Linked DNA regions of Homo sapiens: region 1 is linked to region 2. A link is a loop called in an ENCODE intact Hi-C map of the cell type or tissue named here. Cell type or tissue: natural killer cell. All regions are shown on one strand. Links, peaks and the distances in the headings refer to the core of each region. The heading gives the core; the rest is flanking DNA.

What was found. A loop is a pair of places that touch in the nucleus more often than their neighbours do. Peaks named below come from ENCODE experiments on the same cell type or tissue, not always from the same donor. Only the 100,000 strongest peaks of a DNase experiment are listed, where the experiment ranks them.
Region 1: a loop joins it to region 2, with 3 times the contacts of the local background. A loop is called at or near these places in 2 of 110 quality-filtered maps.

What each region holds. Positions count from the first base shown.
Region 1 is chr12:68,495,341-68,499,739 of GRCh38, reverse strand. No RefSeq gene overlaps it. Among named protein-coding and RNA genes, the nearest start is that of LINC02384, 46 kb to the right of the region's middle. In natural killer cell, for the core only: no CTCF peak of the experiment used is centred there; no DNase peak of the experiment used is centred there; H3K27ac peaks cover 472 bases.
Region 2 is chr12:68,420,280-68,424,678 of GRCh38, reverse strand. No RefSeq gene overlaps it. Among named protein-coding and RNA genes, the nearest start is that of LINC02384, 29 kb to the left of the region's middle. In natural killer cell, for the core only: no CTCF peak of the experiment used is centred there; a DNase peak (open chromatin) is centred at 2,318; H3K27ac peaks cover 2,418 bases.

The DNA.
Region 1 (4,399 bases), core at 179-4,178, 75 kb before region 2:
AGGTAATTGGTCTGGGAGGCCCTGACTGTGCCAGGTCCCCTCTGATTAACTGACACTCTGGCTGTACTGGAGCAGGGAACAGAACCTGCTTCTCCAGGCCAATAGTTAGGTAAGTCTTCATGGAGAAAATGATGTCTTAGGTGTGGCTGAAAGATTAGTAAAATTTAGTAGCAAAAGCAAAGGATGAGAATGGGGAAGTGGGGAAGTCTGCTTAATTTTCTCCTGTAGAAAATGGAGATCATGGTAATACCTGTTTCACAGGTTAAAAATGAAATAAAGGAACATACATGGAAAAGGCTTTGTAAGATGTGATATCAATGTTAGCTGTTACTATTCTTGAGGTAAATGAATAAAATATTTAAAACCGTAAAAGTGAACAGGGCATAGTGGTCGCAGAGATAGAACACTGCTACCAAACATTCACTTGGGGAAAGTTTACAGCTTTAATAGGACTCGTATCCTTTCATTCATCCATTTATTCATTCATTCTTAACCAAATAAAAGTGAACATAAGCATTCTCCAACATTTGTTATGAGGCTCAGCCTATTTTCATCAATAACTGAAGCAAGTAGGAATAAGATCAAGAATCCTATAATCTCAAGCCAGGTGTGTCTCTGAAGTCCATAGTAGTTTGGCCATATCTGGGAAATGGCATACCAGGCTGTCTCTATGTGATAGTCCCAGGGCTTCTTGGGTGAGGACTTGTCCAGAGGGGCAAGGCAGCTAGGCAGAAGCAGCTGGATCCCAAAACAAAGCTTCGATCATTGGAGGGAAGGGGTTTGGGGCTGTCACTCAGGTTGTCTCTGGCTCAGGGAGGGACATCTGCATCCTGTAGAGGGAGCATGGGAAGGTTGTGAGTAAAACTTGCACTGACAGCGTTGTCCATCCCTGGGGTCCAAGGACATCTGCCTTGGACCTCCTGCCCTAAGCTAGAGTAAGCCAAGAAAAAAGAAGGGAAGCGAGAACTTCTTTCCAACTATGCAACACAATACCGAGACACCTTGCCACTCTGAGGGCTCCATGGCATCAGCTGTGGTAGGAGATGTCAGCACCTGCTGGAAATGGTGGCAACCAAAGGATGGAGGCCACAGAAGAAGAGAGAATAGCAGGTGCTATGTGGATGAGAATCAGATTTATTTACGGAAAATATTCACAGAGTGATTAAGGACAAAAAGTAGGAAAACATGGGTTACATACAGAACAAGGCAAAGATAGTTAAACCTTGAAACTTTTCCTAAGTCTTCATAGCCAATTCATTTCTGTACCCTTCAGCTACATACATGTTGAAATCCAAGATGAGCTCTGTAGACCAATTCATCTCAAAATATTATTTAAGAAGTTTTTTTTATTTTCATAGAGAGTTCATTTAAAATTTGTCCAACTTTGACATTTTCTTTTCTGAATTTGTTGTAAAATTCAAGTTGGGTAATTTACACAAATGCATCAATATTTTAAAAGCTACCAATCTTACACATGCAAAAAAGAAGGTTTACAATCTTCAGTAATCTTTAATGTAACACACATTCATTATATATGAGCTCTCAAAGGAGAAACTTGCGTTGTTCGGAATCCTAAGTGCTACACGATGGCGTCTTTGGGAAACTTAAATACCACACATTTGCTTTGTAAAACCATCGTTGAGTGACTTTAGTGGATTAACCCTGAAAGTCATCATGACTGTTTTGTCTTTAATAATCTGGACCAAGCAAAAGGAGAAAAGTTTCTATGATGGGACATTCTTGTGGTCACAGTTTTAACAAGATATACTGCTTGAAATTTGCCTGTGATGCTGGAATGCTCATTAATTCTCGGAGAAGCTGACTCATTCTTTGTGGCTGAACTCAAATGTCACCTCTTCTGTGAACTAGTCCTCAAAACCTCGAGCAAGATTAATTGCTCCCATGGAGGTTGGTACATGCCTTTGTTATGGCACCGTTATTACATAGTGTCTTAGCTAGTCATGTGTTTTTTTACCCAATAAACTATGAACTTCTTGGGGTCAGGAAGGGTTCTTGGCAAAGGAGGCACCTAGTAGACATTTGTGGAATTAGAGTACGTATCTATCATCAGTAGATACTACATTTAAAATATGGATAGATTTGCACACTTGTAAAAACCAAGAGAAAAGTGTTCAAGGAGCTGTTGCCATCCAGATGTAGGACAGAAAAACGAATTTTGGGACGTTGTAATCTTAAAATTCCTTTAACTGGAGAGATTCAAGAGAAGTCAACAATATTTTGAGGTGAATGACTGAGTTAGTAAATGAAAGTTTCTCTTTATCCGGTGGGTACTTGATTAATACCTACATTTAAAGCTATCATTCAGGGGAGGGAAGGGGATGGGTCTGGTATTTGTCGAATTACTTCTGCCTACTAAGCTCTGTACTAGGAAGTTTCCATTACAGGATTTCACTTTAGGTGCAACCATCCTGCTGGTTGGGTTCTATCATCTTTTTTTGTCAAATGGAGAAACAGAAACTGCAAATTACTCAACTTGTATTTTCAGAGAGATTTAGTAATGTGAACAAAGTCATTCATCTAGTAAGTGGCTGGACCGGAATTCTAACGCAAGTCTGAAAAAAAGTCTTAGCATATACCTATACATATTAGGAAAAAAGGGAGAATTCAGCAGTTATTATGATAAATGAGGGGCAGCCCTCATCTTGTAGTTTACACTTACCCTCTTAAATACGTATCTAAGGAGAAGCGGGAGGTGGGATGGGGCTTGGATTAGGCAATATGTATGGTGGTTAAGCAAGTGGACTCAGAGTTAGACAACCTGGGTACAGAGCCTGGTTCTGTCTCCTTTTAGTTGTGTGACCTTGAGCAAATTATTTACCTTCCTCGAGCCTCAGGTTCTTTAACTGTAAAAATTGGTGGAGGGGAATACTCATCATTTCTATCTCACTGGATGTTGTTAGAATGAAATGAAAGAATGAACATAAACACTTAGCCAAGTGCTTGGCACACACTAATGCTCAAGACCTTATTATCATAATTATCCAATGCTCCATATTTACTACCCAAAGTCAACAGATAATTGCTTATCTTCCTACTTTCTTAATGTTTGGTAAATGCAGTGTTAAAGTGGAAGACAAGTCCACTCAATAGATCTGCAGCCAGAGTATTGGGTTTGGAATCATTCAATCGGAGTTTGGTTCCTGGTTCAGCTTCGTAATCTTGTCTAGACACGTTGCTCAGTTTCTCTGGACTCAATTTTCTTACCTGTAAAATAGTGATCAAAACTATACCTAGCTTACAGAATTCTTGCCAGGCAAGAATTGCTAAGACAAGGAGTACACGAAAGGGCATTTAAGCTAGTCTAAGAGAGTCAGGAGGATCTCCTGGAAGGGAATGAAGCCCAAGTGGACACCTAGAAAAGAAAAGAACTTGTCAACTATGATATACACTTATGTCAATAATACATTATTATTTAAATAACATAAGTATATATAACTGACATTTAAAGTTATTTTGGACTGTATTTCCCATTTTACTGATTTTTCTTCAGATAAAACCTTTGAATTTCATTAAGTTTTAAGAAGAGAAATGCCATGATTTATTTTTTTTTGGTAGATTGTAAGTATCTCCAAAATTTGGTCCATCATTTTCCTAAAGATGTTTCTAGTGAAACGCTAGTCTTCTGCAATATCTTCAATCATCAACTGTGTAAAGTGAGAACTAAAATAAATATAGACTGAAACTCTTTCTTGCTTTCATATTGAATGAGATAAGTGCATGAGCTGAGAGAGAGGGAGAGAGAGAAAAACACATGTTTACATCTTGGATGTGATCCTGAGTTATTCCCTGGATATAAATAAGACACTTTGAAAGGCACATTAACTTTTCCAGGTCACGAGGGTTTTCATTAGAATGCTGGACTATAAATAGTTCCCTAGTGAGGTAAAGGAAATGATGCCCTATTCCTTCTCACTCCCAGAGTTCTTAGCACACTGGAGAACAACATTCTTTTGCAAGTGTTTGGCTTACTATGTGCTGGTATTGTTTATAAGGTCAAATTTTGGATTAACCTTTTGAGATTTAAAATAAAATCAGACAAGGGAATCTTTGTGAACATTTTATTTCTTAGGGAAAATTATTTTACATGGAATTTACCTAGTGTACCACATAAAAATTCTTAACACAGAGTATCTCGCACAGTGTAAAAATATATTTCCCTTGAGTAGCTTAAATGTCATCATGTTTGGTACAAAATAGGAAATACTTCATTCTGCAAATTACCTTGCCAGAGCTTCTCTGCTATGATCTCATACATAACAGTGATATCTATATAGAAAAGGATAATTGAGGAATTACCTGGTGAATTCAAACAACAGCGTCAGTCACAAGTGATAATTCAGATAGTATTTTGTTTTGTTATCTTTTATTGTTAAATTTT
Region 2 (4,399 bases), core at 227-4,226:
CTGTCACTTCTTGTGTGGATTACTGCAATGTTCCCCTAACCCTTCTGCCTCTGGCCTTGCCCGGAGGTCTAATCTCTTCACAGGTACCGCTTTGCAGTCTGGCAGCTTTCCTATTGCACTCCGAGGACAAGCTGAACGCCTCGCTCGGATCTACGAGGCCTGTGTGGGAATCCCGCTTCCACTGGCTTCATTCCCTACTAGGCATCCACCCCACTCCACGAGGCTGCCATCCCTGACTTCCTCCAACACATCAGGCCTTCCTCAGGGAACTTGCCTATGCCTGTTCTTCTTCTTCTTTTTTTATACGGAGTCTCGCTGTCTCCAGGCTGGAGTGCAGTGGTGTGATCTCGGCTCACTGCAAGCTCCGCCTCCTGGGTTCACGCCATTCTCCTGCCTCAGCCTCCCGAGTAGCTGGGACTACAGGCACCTGCCACCACGCCCAGCTAATTTTTTGTATTTTTAGTAGAGACGGGGTTTCACCGTGTTAGCCAGGATGGTCTCGATCTCCTGACCTCATGATCCGCCCGCCTCGGCCTCCCAAGCCTGTTCTTCTTAAATATCTGCCTAGGCTAAGTGTGGCGGCTCACGCCTGTAATCGCAGCACTTTGGGAGGCCCAAGTGGGTGGATCACTTGAGGCCAGGAATTCGAGACCAGCCTGGCAAACATGGCGAAACCCTGTCTCTATTAAGGATACAAAAATTAATCAGGTGTGGTGGTGCATGCCTGTAGCTCCAGCTACTCGGGAGGCTGAGGCACGAAAATTGTTTGAACCCAGGAGGCAGAGGTTTCAATGGGCAGAGACCGTGCCACTGCACTCCAGCCTGGGTGTCAGAGCGAGACTCTGTCTCAAATAAATAAATAAATAAATAAATAAATATCTGCCTAGATAATTCCTTTACCTCTTTTCTCCTTTAAGTGTCTGCTTGAATGTCATCTTATTAGTGACCCTTAGCCACCGTTTTAAAGTAGCAGCCCTTCTCCACCTGGGCACTCCCTGTTCCCCTTACCCTGTCTGGTTTTCTCTTTGTAGCCCTTATCACTACTTGACCTAGGAGCTCTTTATTTGTTTATTGTCAGATTTCTGCACTGGGATGTGAGTTCTATGAGGACAGATGTGTTTGACTGTCTTGCTTACGGATGTATCCCCAGGAACTAGAACAGTGCCTGGCATACAGTAGGTGCTCAATAAATGTGTTGAATAAATACATAAATAAGAAGTCAGATTTGTTTTGTTAGGCACAATGCCCAGTGGCCCTTCAGAAGCTGCCTTATTTATGCTTCCAGTGACGCTGTTCAAGGAATGTATTGTTCTCATTGTTTTACAAATGACAGCACTGAGGCAGAGACCAGAGGTGAACAGGGGCACAGAGCTGGTAAGTGATGCAGTCAGGAGTTATGTCCAGTTCCTTTGACCTTGGTGTCGCCATTCTGCATGGCTAAGATGAGATGGGGAGGGAGGCGTCAACAGGATGCCGGGGCTTCCAGGTTCTGGAAGATGGAAGAGCGTCAGAAGCACTGACAGAAATGCAAATGCTGGGAAGAAGGCCAGAGCTTCAGAAAAAGAAGTAGCTGAGGGAGGAAATGTTGGATCAAGTAAATATTCAGGAAGAAAATCCTGCTTTTAAGGAGAATGACTAAATAATATATTGTCCAAGACCCCTGTGAGAGTGAAAGTGCGCACTATTTTTTTTTTTTTTTTTTTTGAGACAAGGTCTTGCTTTGTCACCCAGGCTGGAGTGCAGTGGCACAATCTCGGCTCACTGCAACTTCCACCTCCCAGGTTCAAGCGATTTTCTTGCCTCAGCCTCTCAAGTAGATGGGATCACAGGTGTGCGCAATCACACCTGGCTATTTTTTGTATTTTTAGTAGAGATGGGGTTTCACCATGTTGGTCAGGCTGGTCTCGAACTCCTGACTTCAGGTGATCCACCTGCCTCGGCCTCCCAAAGTACTGGGATTACAGGCATGAGCCACCGTGCCCGGCTGCACTATTAATAATAAGGTACAACAACAGGCATACATGGAGGTTGTCCCAGCAAAGGGGGATAAGCGGTCCCTTTGGATTCAAGTGATTGGAACATCCATGAAAGTCATGTCTAGAGATTTGGGTATCTCCCTTCTAGAGATACACAGGGAAGACACAAGGTTAGGGTTCTTATCATCAGGGAGAAGGGGGAAGGGAACATGAAGACCAGCTTTGAGACCCTACCTGAGATAAGTGGGAGGAGAAGAAAGAGCCTATGGAAGACAGAACCAGAAGGGAGAAGAGGTACAGAGGTCAGGAGGAGAGGGGACAGGAAGGAGGGGGAGCGGGGAAGGCCACATTTTTCACGCAATTTAAAAGTAGGTCAGTGGGAAGCTGGTAACAAAAACAAGACTAGAGAATCACTTGTTTTTTGATTTTGTAACAAAATCTTCATCTGTTTCAACACAGTGCTAAAAGGCATTTAATTAAAGCAGCTTTGAATTCATTTTGACTTGAGAACTGTTTTTCTGCGGCTCCTATATAAACCTTGAGACTCTTTGGGATGCTTTCTTTTTTTTTTTTTGAGACAGAGTCCTTGCTCAGTCACCTCGGCTGGAGTGCAGTGGCACGATCTCGACTCACTGCAACCTCCACTTCCTGGGTTCAAGCAATTCTCCTGCCTCAGCCTCCCAAGTAGCTGGGACTACAGGTGTGCGCTACCATGCCTGGCTAATTTTTGTATTTTTAGTAGAGAGAGGGTTTTGCTATGTTGACCACGCTGGTCTAGAACTCCTGGCCTCAAGTAATCCACCCACCTCAGCCTCCCAAAGTGCTGGGATTACAGGTGTGAGCCACCACTTCCGGCCTGGGGTGCTTTTAAAGGCTGGATCAGGAATCGGGTTTTGGTGTCCCAGCCTGAAGTTTAAAAAAGTTTTTTTTTAAATTTTTTTAATTTTAAGGAATGTTATTTGTTTCTGGACAATTTATTTATTTATTTATTTTTTACTTTAAGTTCTGGGATACATGTGCAGAGTGTGCAGGTTTGTTACATAGGTATATATGTGCCATGGTGGTTTGCTGCACCTATTAACCCATCATCTAGGTTTTAAGCCCCTCATGCATTAGGTATTTGTCCTAATGCCTTCACTTCCCTTGCCCACCACCTCCTGACAGGCCCTGGTGTGTGATGTTCCCCTCGCTGTGTCCAGGTGTTCTCACTGTTCAACTCCCACTTATGAGCAAGAACATGCCGTGTTTGGTTTTCTGTTCCTGTGTTAGTTTGCTGAGAGTGATCAGCCTGAAGTTTTTTCCTGTACCTTTGCTTGGCCCAAGGCAATAAGAGGTCCTGCATTCAGAGTGGCATTGACACAGATCAAATCTGGGCCCCAGGTAGAAGATATAGAAGCAAAGGGGATACTTCTGTGATTTCTGTGGGGTCAGAAAGGTTAAAAATTGAGTTTCTGAGCCAGCATGAGTAATAGTGTCTAAAATCTGGTTTTCCATGGTAAAGTAGAAATTTTACATTTCATGAACAATTCAAGCAGATATTTTCCTACCTTGGCTTCTTCCTTCAATAGAGGGAGGGAGATGGGGCGGGGGAAGCAAGCAAGCCAACAGAACCCTAGTTCAAAACATAATTGAAATGATAGCATAAACAACAATGCTGGTGTCTACAAGTAACGTGGTTTACCAGCTCTGGTGGTCTGTCTCATAATTGGGAAAGAGAGAGAGCTAGGTTGCTGAGCACAACATTTTTGTCTATCCAGACATGATTAGTCCACTTGGCTCTAGCCAGAAGGTGCCTTTTCCAGGTAGTGACGATGTGCGCTTAGCACATGGCTTAGTGTTCTCAGTTTATTAGAGAGTAAAGTCTCAGGACTGAGGCCATGGAAACAGAATCACTCTCTCGCATTCTCTGAATGGGAGTATGAGTAATTGTGTCGGGTAGCAGCAACCGGCAGAGGACAAGCAGCAGGCCTTCCCTGCAGTTTCTTTTTTATCACAGCAGAAGTCTTACTGGGCAGAAATCACTGTGGCACACAACGCCTGGGCACCAAAGGGAATAAAATCTCACAGGAATTCAAAGAGAACAAAGTCATTAACACTGAGCCAAAGCCTGCTGGCGTACATCGCAGAAATCAAATGGATATAGAGGGCTCCTGAGAGGAGAAAATGCATAACTCTAGGCTACCCTGCACAAGATGCTAATATCAGTACCTAAATAGTGGTTTTCACGGAAGCAGTTTTTCTGTAGCTGGTGTTCCTGCCACATTGGAGGAAAGTGTGTCAAGGCTGACCTTGAGCAGAATGAGAAAGTAGGAGTTTGTTTTGGCACACCACACCGCTCTGTCTTTCTCAACTCCACCCTAAAGACTGAGCCTTCTTCAACAGTCCCATGCAAGGTTTTGTACTCAAAATGAGAATTTATTGGC